Linked DNA regions of Mus musculus: region 1 is linked to region 2. Evidence: chromatin loops called from intact Hi-C (ENCODE). Cell type or tissue: left cerebral cortex. All regions are shown on one strand. Links, peaks and the distances in the headings refer to the core of each region. The heading gives the core; the rest is flanking DNA. Region 1 overlaps Gpc3 (glypican 3). Region 2 holds the start of Gpc3 (glypican 3).

What was found. Peaks named below come from ENCODE experiments on the same cell type or tissue, not always from the same donor. Only the 100,000 strongest peaks of a DNase experiment are listed, where the experiment ranks them.
Region 1: it touches region 2 in a loop (2.0-fold over the local background); 1 of 42 quality-filtered maps calls a loop at or near these places.

What each region holds. Positions count from the first base shown.
Region 1 is chrX:52,451,210-52,456,584 of GRCm38, reverse strand. The region is part of intron 2 of Gpc3 (glypican 3); the gene reads left to right. Among named protein-coding and RNA genes, the nearest start is that of Mir717, 31 kb to the right of the region's middle. In left cerebral cortex, for the core only: a CTCF peak has its summit at 3,067 (motif pointing left); a DNase peak (open chromatin) is centred at 3,066.
Region 2 is chrX:52,611,855-52,617,229 of GRCm38, reverse strand. It overlaps Gpc3 (glypican 3), which reads left to right and starts at 3,256. Exons shown (of 8, transcript NM_016697.3): 1 at 3,256-3,597. The coding sequence starts at 3,426. The region is part of intron 4 of A630012P03Rik (RIKEN cDNA A630012P03 gene); the gene reads right to left. In left cerebral cortex, for the core only: a CTCF peak has its summit at 2,979; DNase peaks (open chromatin) are centred at 3,002, 3,214 and 4,754; H3K4me3 peaks cover 1,731 bases.

The DNA.
Region 1 (5,375 bases), core at 255-5,254, 160 kb after region 2:
TTATGAAAGGGCTGGCCTTCTGTCTTTCATACTGTAGCCGTCCAGAGAGATAGACTAGTCTTCCAGTACATAACATGCTTTGCAAATGTCTCAATATGATTTATAGTACTTGTAATATAACCTTTTAAAATCATATTTTAAGTCCGTAAGTGTTTAGATACACATGCAAGATACTAAACTTGTTTTACTGGTATTTTTTTTTGAAGTTTTGAATGAAAAATGGCACTTTGCTGGATTTTTTTTTGTAACAATCTATCTTATTGGATGTAAGTCAGGCTATTCAGAATAGAAGTTTGAAATTTTCTCTTGCTTCACCCCACCTTGACCAGGCATTGCAACACGAATTTGGAATTGAGACCATGTGTGACCCTTATCCATTTATTTAATATCTAATCCTAGCAAACCATAAGCAGACTCAGTGCCTTTGTAGTTTTTCATGGCTATGACCACTTTCTGTGAGTTACCACAAGGGGAGGGCAAGCTCCCTGGCCAGCAGATAAAGAAGAGTTTTTCCAAAGGACATTGTACCTGAGGAATATAATGGCTTTTAACTTCCTTGCTTCTTTTGATTATATCAGTTGTTTTTGGGTTGTTTTCGCCAGGTGTGTTGTAGCTACTAAGTTGTTTTCTTTTTTTTTTTTTTCTTTAACTCTCTGTGATCCACATAATAGATGCTTTTCAGCTGAAGCCACCATTTCATTGAATATTGATACAGGGATTGGATCATTCAACCACATCTTTATTAAATGTCCTCTTAAGTGTCAGCGCTGTGAGGTAAATACCAAGTCAAGAAGATAGGAGTCCACAGGCTAGAGGGAACCCGGATGGATGAATGGCTATTTGCAATATGTTGTGATTAGCTCTGATAGGGTGCTGCTGGAACCAACCCGAAAGGACTGTGCCTACTTCTTCACGTCTGTTCTTCTACTTGAAAATCCATTAGCACATTCAGCCACTAAGTAGGCAACCTAGTTTTTGGAAACAGGATTAAGGGGGAGAATATTTACAACTGAGGTTCTGCTGAGATCCAGATAAATTTAGGCTCTGGGATGCCTGAGGCCATGATGGGAGGTAGGTTTACAACACCAATTCACAGCAGTGAAAGCTGGAGGAGGGTAAAGAATGGGAGAGAGCTATAGAAGCCATTCTACCCGAAGCAGGCAAAGATAAAAAAATTGCATTGCTCACCCGTCCACATGTGTGTGCCTTCAAGACTAAGAAGGTGCCTGACCCTGGCGTAGACTTGTGCATTTCTCCTAAGCTATATTTAGCTGTCAAGTCCTCAAATTTCTACATAGCAACTTACACACACGAGGAGGCCTCCTCTGTGCTTAGGGACATTCTCAGGCACTTACGTTTTGACTCTGGAATTCACAGACCCTGCTCTGGTGTGTGTTTTATTGCTTTCAGCTTATTTCCTGTTCTCTTGATTAAAAACTAAAAAGCTCTGTAGAAATGACAAGTTTAAAAAGGAGCAGACACCAAACATTGCTTACTGCTGTCCATTCTGCCCAGGTGAAGGGACTCCAGAGCAACTGGGAACAAAAGCACTAAATGGGGCCAGCTTTCTGCAATGTCTTGTTCAAAGAAAGAAAGAAGTGCTTGGGAGGCTTAGCTTTTCCCAGTGCTCTGTGGAGGTTTGTTTTTCCTGTTAAGTTTAGAACTGTTTATTTTTTTTTTCTTTCATTCTAATGTCTCTTGGGCAGATAGAGGAGAAACCTCCTGCATTAGCGTCATTTAAGTGATGCTAAAAGGGCTATCAGGGGGCAACTGAAAATGATCAGCTTCGACAGCTCAAGATGGACCAGCTCTTTCTTTTCACCTCCTGAGGGTTTAAACACTCTCAACTTTATTAACAAGAACTTGCTAGGACAAGTCTGCTAAGCTTATCTCGTTCCAAATGAACACTTTAATTCATCACCAGCTTACAGCGACTCTCTGAAGGTTTACAGAAGGAATACCATACAAAAAGCTCTCAGGGGTGCAAGGCAGTGATCTGGTACTGGCCCTAGACAGTGTTGGTTTTATACACAAATATATAAGCTATTTGTGTTGTGAGCAGTCAGGCAGTGGTGGCCTGAGGGGTTGTGCTAAAATGGAGTTCATAAAAAGATATCACCCAGGGTTCAGAGTTGTGGTATTTCTGAATGTGGTAACTTAGAAGAAAATTGTTGAAAAAAGTCTGCGTGGTATAAGGTTTGGTATATATTTAATAAAAGCATTAAACCTTTTAATTCCACAGAAGGGCATTGTTAAATGTATTTTTATCCATCATCTTAGCTAGAAATCTGAATAGTTTCAGACACTCATTAAGCCCTTAAATTTCTTAATAGAAATTTTAAACATATGCTCATATATGTTAACTGTAATAACTTTTCCTTGATACATTTTTGTGTGTTTGTACCTTTAATAGGTAACAAGGTGTTAAGTATTTTTTATTTAATTATGCTCTTTTTAAAAACCTCCCCAACTTATAATATGTGCAGTGTTTAATTAAAATGCATTTTTACTAAGTCATAATGAAAAATTTCTTGGAGAGGCAATCAGTTTTTAATGTCAGCTTACTTTGATGGCAGGGTGTGTGTGTGTGTGTGTGTGTGTATATGACTCTCCTGGTGTGTATGTTTTAACTCAAGCTAATCACAAACCAAAAGATTATCATTATCATTTTATTACATTACTCTAGTTAAAGAGAATACATCAAAAGAAAAAATGCATTTGGAAGTCCTTTGCATAATGGTCTTTTGTTGAAAAGAAACCTAGCTCCCTCCCTCCCCTAGTGTGTATAGAACAATTCAGGACCATTCTGGCAGCTGGCCATGGCGTCTGCCCTGGCGTTGGCAAGAACAGATGGTTTTGGGGTCTGTTGTTCACATTTGATTTCCATGTTACAAATTTTGAATGAAGTCTTTACTGAACCCTTTGTCCTGCAGTCTGCAGCTCTTCACATCAGGGGGCAGTTAGGCGCCGGTCCTGACATGCCAATTTGACACCAGAGTACTGCCCTTTATCAGAACTTGGATTCCCCTAGCTCTGGCCCTCTACTGGAAGGAAGCAGTAAGTGTGGGTATACTGCCCTCTGGTGTCCAGCTCGGGGAGCTGCCGAAGGCTGGAGTTCTGCATTCTAGGAACCCAGGGGAGAAAACTGCTTGCCTTGGCTTTCTGATCAGTTGGGAACAGCCTCTTTGAATGCCAGAGCCTTACCACAAAAGCTCCTGAGATGTGAATGGTACAATGTTTTAGGCTTTGAATGCTGGGAATGACTTTAATCTTAAGATCACGCTACCTTCCTTGGCTCATTTCAGACATATTAATTGAGCATGTACTATGTAATTTACTATATAACTTTTAATTCAGGATTTTTAAAAATTAGTCTATGCTAAGTACACAGTGCCCTGGCATGAAGCATATGACAGTGAAAAAAGAATGACAAAATCCCCAAATTATACTGGGTGGGGGATGGGGACAATCAGGAGGCCCTTGTAAGAAGCCACCAAGTCAGAAAGTAACAATAATGGCAATCTTAAACTTTTGCTAGGGCTCTGAAGAAAAAGAAAATTGGAGCTCAAGAGAGATGCTGTGTGGTAGTGATGGAATGATGAGAAAAAATAATTTCCAAGTGGTTTTGAGAAGTTAGGCTAGGGAGACAGAAAGGCCTGAAGTCTCCCAGGCCTTTTGTGGTGAGCATCAGATTATGATACATATTTCCTGATTCCAAAGCGAATATTCTTACTTCTGATATGAATCTAGGTAGAACAACCCAAGTCACTGCTCAGATGCTTCTGTGTATCGGGCAGATAGCTCAACCACAGCACAAACACAAATGACTTCCCTCTCGTTGATGATCTGAATAGAGAATTATGTGTCTGAAAAGTATCTTGTACATAGAAGTTCACAGTCACCCCTACGAGAGATTTTATTGTTTATATGTGCTATTAGATACTCTACTCTTTGGGCCTAGCTGATTGTGTGTTGGGGGAGGGGCATATGATGGCTATGCCTTAGGTTTCCAGAGAAGCTGCAGCATCCGATCACTTAGTGCTGGTCCATCTTGTTAGCTGCAGCAGGATGATGCCCCCAGTGTCTTCCTGGACTTCACTTTTGGGGTTAAGTAGAAGCTATCTTGGTTTGCATCGAAAGGATCCAAGCCAGGAGAACTCTATGGAGGGATGGCTTCTTTTGTTCACCAAATGACCATGGTGGTCAACACACTAGTAAACTGGAGCCCTCATGCACATGTCAGTGAGAACAGACATGCCCTTTGTGGAGAGCCCATTCCATCGACACTTTGCCATGCCTTTGGCCCGGTCAGCTTTTACTTCCCAACTTTCTTTGCATGAGGCTATCTATAGTGTTCTTACGACTTCTCTTCAGAAGAAAATAGCCTCTTTTCTTCATGCTTCCTTTTTGTGTAGCACTTCAAAGACTAGCTGGGAGAATGTCTCCCATTCACCTTTAAGGGTTAATTTCACCATTATATAATCAACTGTCATGCATAAGTGTGGGTTGTATCTAGGGAGTTTTTAAAAAATCAACATGTTTGAGACTATAGAGATAAATACATTTTATATATACTACAATCTCGTACTCTTCACTGTCTCAACCAATTTAGAGGACAGCACAGGAGACAATAAAATATGATGAGTATAATCCAGAGGTCAGTTTTCCCAGGGCCTCTTTGAGTGTAATCACTCTCCTGAGAAAACAATCACCTCCTCCTCTTTCACAAAAAGCCTGCTCCATATGGTTGGGGGAGGGGAAGAAGTTCCTTCTTTACCTTTGGCGCCTCCTGATCACCAGGACCTCTTTGCTGAAAAGTACTTTTCCTCCCCTTCATGGTTTTTAACTTTATTCTCATTCTTTCTCTCTATTTCTTTGTTTTTCCTTCTCCCACTTTCTGTCCTTAGCTGGTAAATTAGCCAGTGAGTCTGGAGTGAGGCGCTTGTTTGTTTGTTTGCCTCTGGGAGGACTGGTTTCCATTTCTTCCCTATCATTCAGCCAACTGACTCCTTGTCCATGGAGTCCTCTGGTTACCTTTTTCTGAGCCCTGGGTAGGGGGCGGGACAGGGGCTCCGCACTCGCTGACCTCATTTTGTTGCATGTCCTGGATCAGAACTCTTTTGGAAATTAGCCTTGGGGAGCTTTACAAAAAAAGAAAAAGTATTCAACAGGAGTTCCCCAAATTTTTAGCTGACTGAGAATTTCACCGGTTTTGGAAATTCTTCTGTTAAGTACTCCCTGCTCTTGTTCACTAAAGCCGAAGAAGAGCAAAATGATCCATTTGTGATGATTGAAAATGACAATCACTTATGTTTGTGCAGTATTTTCAAAAAGACATTGAAATTCTTTTGAGGTGTGTGTGTGTTGCACATACC
Region 2 (5,375 bases), core at 267-5,266:
CAACACTGACTGACTAAGCAGTGGAGATGGCTGCCTGTGACATTTCTGGAAGTGTTTCTGACAAAGAAGCCTATCCCACAAAGTCCATTTCAGTGCCTGAAATTCCACTGTGAGAGTCATCACTTGGGGGATTGGGAAGGTTAGAAGCCTTTGAGAGGCACTTATAAAAATGGAAGCACTTCTTCTGCTAGGCAAGGTTGTTTTTTTTTTTTTTTTTAACTCTTCCCTTTGCTTGGCTAAAAGCTCTGAAGTAGGTGCTTGGAGTGAGAGCAGAAACTTCCAGGCTAAAAAATAGTTCTTCAAACTTCAGAGCCAGTCTGTCTCTGACTTAGCTCAAACCCTAGGGACCCACGGACCACCCTATTTGGTTCAATGTATTTCCTATTTCCAATACCACTTAATGTTATCTTCAAACTACCTCATATTTTGCTGAACTGGATACTTAGCTTTGTTTTGATAAAGCTTATGAGGGGAATGCACTCATTATATGTACAGTTTGTAACCCACTGAAATAAAGTTCTTGACAATAAACCCAAGTTTGTGGGTCCACTGCATTGAATCCAGGGATCCACACTTCATTTTGTAAACAGTGCTTTAGTTTATGCATAGCATGTTCTATATTAAAAGCACAGATTGAAAAGGAGGCATAGCCACGTTTTTCCCTAGGTATTTCATACCCAGTAGTTGAAAACAACTGTTGCCTTTGTAGTTCGTTGCATGAGCTCTGGAAGATCATGAATTTATGGGAGGTCATGTCTTCCTCTGCGAGGTCGTGAAATTCAATCAATGCTTGCCTTCCAATTTGCCCTTTGGTCACAGGGCTCCACAGGTGGAACATATCAAACTCACCAGCCAAATTAGGACTCTTAATTGGTGTTTCTTTTAAAGTGGCTATGTCATTTGTCAAATGTTCAATGCAGGCGCAGGCCTAGCCCCAGGCGGAATTATGAAGTAGAAGAATGCCAGATACATAGGCAGCACTCAAATGTTTGTTGAAAAGTGGGGGTGACTAAGCCCTCTGTCCTTGACTCCTTCTCACCCAACCCCCATAGGCACTGGATCAGCATGCACTTTTAATTCTATCTTCTAAATATCTCTGGGACAGTTTTCCCCTTTCAAAACTCCTTTGTCACAAGCCTTTGTCATTTCTTCTGGGCATTAATTTCAGGGCCTCTTAGCTGGTCTTCTTGCTTCCAATCTTTTGCCTTCTTCAAACCATTCTCTGAAACACTGTTGCGGATATCTTTTAATAAGACAAATCTGATCATGTCACCCCTATGCTCAGAATTTCCTTAAGTGGTTCCACAGACTCCTCTGCAGGCTTCTACACTGCACAATCTGGCCCTTGCTTCGCCTCTCCCTCCTGCCTTAGTTCTTTTAACTCCTCAGCCTGAAATCATTACTTGCACCTCCTACTCTCCAAATGGGCCATGCCAGGGCCTCTCTTCTTTGTTCACCCCGTTTCCTTGCCAGGGCACCCTTCCCCCAGTCTTTTCTCACCTCAGCCCCTACTGGGCTTTCAAGTCCGAGTTTAGGCCATCAGCATTTCTGGGACACTTTCTCTGATCCCTCCGCTCAGCCCTCAGAACTCCATCTTCCCTCTTAACACATAATGTGTTAACATTTCACTTTGTTGGCTCCCCATTAGATTTGAAACTCTCTGAGGTCAGGTACTACAGAATGGGTTTCGTGTCTCTGTTTTCTCTTTGTATCCCACAGAGTCAAGCACATAGTAAGAATTCCAATAATGGTTATTGAATGAACAAATGAAGACTTGAATAAATTGCTCAGTTGCCTTCATATTGCTTTCTCTTTCTTCATAGCCCCCTATTCAAGACACAGCCCCCCTCCAGCTGTGTTTATCTATGTCTCCAAGCATACTTCTGTCTAGTTAAAAAAAAGAACACAATCAGACAACAAGCTAGTTTACACCGAGATATCAAATTCATTAATTGTAGAAATACTGAGCTCCTACTACATACAAGACACTGGGCTAAAGTTGTCTACGTGTGCACATGAGTGGAGTCACAAAGAGAACCAATCTGATGGAATGATTCAATTTCTGTAGAGCATAGATAATGATTATATGCTTTTTCTTCTCAAAGGGGCATTTGATTCTCAAAGAAATGTCTTTCCATTGGTGAGAATTAAGTAGAAGAAACGTGGATTGACATCCAGGAAATCTTCTAAATAGGGCTCTACTCCAGGTATGAAACAGACTAACCATGACTTAATGAATTTCATCTGTAAAATGATTTCCTGAATGAGTTACTCTCACCAGCTACACTTTGCTTTATGAGGGTCGCCCGTGATTATCCTGTAGATGATATGATTCACCTAGGAATCAGGATCAAGTGCCTAAATTCACACACACACACACACACACACACACACACACACACACACACACACACATGCACACATTTACTTTGTGTGGTTCTATTGAATGAGACCCAGCAAGCTACACGGGCTTCCAGACCTTTTAGGTACAAAGATGAGCCAGGCTGTGAAATCCAGAGGTCCCCAGCGCTCTGGAACGTGACTATTTGTGGGTAGGCTTTGAGGGCTTGGCCACAGCTGCATTGGGAAAGGGTTCCCAAGAAACCTTTCTCAGAAAACAGCAAGGAGAGGGATTTTGTGCTTAGGAAACCTTGTGTGGGCTCTGGTGGCCAGAAGGAGCCAGATCTGGGTGGGAGAAGGCCTAGGGTCGAGTCGGGTGTGTGTGTGTGTGTGTGTGTGTGTGTGTGTGTGTGTGTGTACCTAAACCGCAGACCTCCACTCCACTCCAAGGAAGATGGAGAGCTTGCAAAGGCTGAAAAGGAAAAGCCCTCCCGGCTGTAGGCCAAAGGGAGGCGGAAAGGAGGAGTGAGGCTGGGGAACTTCTCCCAGAGCCAGTCAGAGGGGACTGCTGCTGGGAAGCCAATCAGCGTGCCTGAGCCTGCAGCCCCTCTGCAGTAGTTATGCCAGAGCGCCCAGTGTAGAGCAGCGGCGAGCGAGTGTCAGGGCAGGATTGCCGGGAGCCACCGCACACGCTCCTTATCCTCTTCCCGCGCCTCTCCCACCAAGGCTTGCCCGCCACCTTGGTAAACCCAATCTCCCAGCTAAGCTCCTTGCCACGCCCCGCATCCCGCAGGCCAGCAGCTACACGACCCCACGCCGTCCTCCAGGCAGCGCGGCTCGCCTTGCCTCGCCCCGCCCCGTCCCTCCTCGCCACGCCCACAAGGCTCCGCCCCGGGCCGCCCCGCACCGCCAAGCTGTTCCCGCCCTCGCCCAGCGCCCAGGTAGCTGCGAGGAAACTTTTGCGGCGGCTGGGTAGCGGCTCCTCTCTTGCTCTGTCGGGCTACTGCCAGACTTGCTGAGTCTCGGGACCGCTCCGGCTCTTATTGCCACTCTCTCGTGCTCTCCTCGCTCCCCCAAGAAGCAGGATGGCCGGGACCGTGCGCACCGCGTGCTTGCTGGTGGCGATGCTGCTAGGCTTGGGCTGCCTGGGACAGGCGCAGCCCCCGCCGCCTCCAGACGCCACCTGTCACCAGGTCCGTTCTTTCTTCCAGAGACTGCAGCCCGGACTCAAATGGGTTCCAGAAACCCCTGTACCAGGTGAGTAGGGGTCCCTTGAGCATTCCCCGCGCACAGTGGAAAGCCAAGGCGCGCGTGGTGGCTCTTCCCAGAGCGCGCTAGCCTGGTGGGGCCGCAGCGGCCGTGCTCTCTGCTGCAGGATACCTGGGAATGGTTGCTGTGCCTGGGGCCTGGACCATCTACCAAGGGAGGGAAGCACAGTATGGGACTCTGTCCACATGCCCCGGGCTCACGCTGCTGTCAGGAACTGTGCAAGCCAGAGCGAGGAACAGCAGAGATCGCCTTTCTAGCGCCCATTTTTTTTGGGGGGGGGAGGGCGGGAAGGTGGGAGCTGGCTCCCCTCTGCTCTTAGCAAACCGGCTTCACAACGTGAAGACTGTGACTCGGGAATTTATCTCCCTTACTAGCACGTCTGCCTTAGCTGGACCCGTAGTTCTGGCCACACTTTATCCACCGTGTGTCCCCCCATGCTTTCCGTTCCCCAGTCTGGGTTCCCGAGGCTGGCCGGGCCCAAGTGCAGGCAAAGTTGAGCACAAATCTTTGAATCCTCAGAGGCTAGAGAAGACACAGTGAAGGAAACTTTTGAGTAGGAGGGTCCTCCAAAACGTGCAAGACTGAGCCTTTCCCTTCAAAACAGCTTCCCTTATCTAGGTTGGCAAATCTCTTTAAAAATCGGCGGTGCTTGGCCTACGGAGCACGAATCCAAAAAGGATTTGACTCCTCCCCCGCCCAAATTCATCTGCCTTGACAGGCTGGACCCCGAAGAGGAGAAGATTTTAGGCAGAGGAAAGTTTCAGAGCGCCTGCCTTTTGTTCTGCACAATCAGATCATTTTGTAGGGGCATATTTTAACCTTAGCTCAGGGCTGCCGCTGTCAACAGATGAATATTAATTGCCTTGTGTGATTGACTGTCCAGCGGTTGGGCGCTTAACGCCTGCCTTAGAATCCAATCAGGGCAAGTTGCTATACTAACAATACGTGCAGGAAGAATGGGTTTCGAAAAGATTAATTTTTCAGAGGTGCGCTTGGAAGAAAGCAGCCAGCCGTATTTGCACACAGACGTTTGTGGCTTCCAGGCTCTCCTTCCGAAGACTCGTGCATCCAGCTAGGCGCTCATCCCGCGCTTGGGAGACATTGGGAACAAGCCTCGCCACAACTTGGCTGGTGGCTCTCAACAAGTCAGGGAGGCGGGCCGGATCGTTGGACCAAGTTGTGAATGCGTATGCGCGCCTTGTGGGCGCTGCCAGGGAGCGTTCACTGGCAGGAGGTTACCTAGGCAGCCAGCGCGCCCTCAGCCTTTTCTTTAGGTTGATGAAAAGAGGCTAGTGAGCCTGCTGTTTAGTTGCAAAGGTAATTGGTCACCCTTTTTTGGTGACTGAAATGCACTTGCGCATATGTTAAATATTGCCTTGCAGGATATCGCTCTAAGGGAGGGTAGAACTACCTCTTCCACTGTTAAGTCTTAATAACGTACCACGTGGGCGTGTGCAAGAGCTGTAAGGGGCAACCTATGAATCAGTTCTGCAGAGCTGAAACAACGGGCGAATCTCTCTCCCCTGGAAGTGCCATGGTAATTAGATTGCTAAGGCTAGAGAACACGCTTTTGTTGATAATATAAAAATTGGTCCTTACAGGCTGAGCCCCCACAAGATGAATTGGTCCAGGGTTGGGGTTGGGCAGTATTTGGCTGATGCAAAGGGAAGTAAAATGGTGCTTAAAGAAGGGGGTACCGAGAAAAGTTCATCTAGATAGTTATTAGCAATCCTCTTACACACACACACACACACACACACACACAC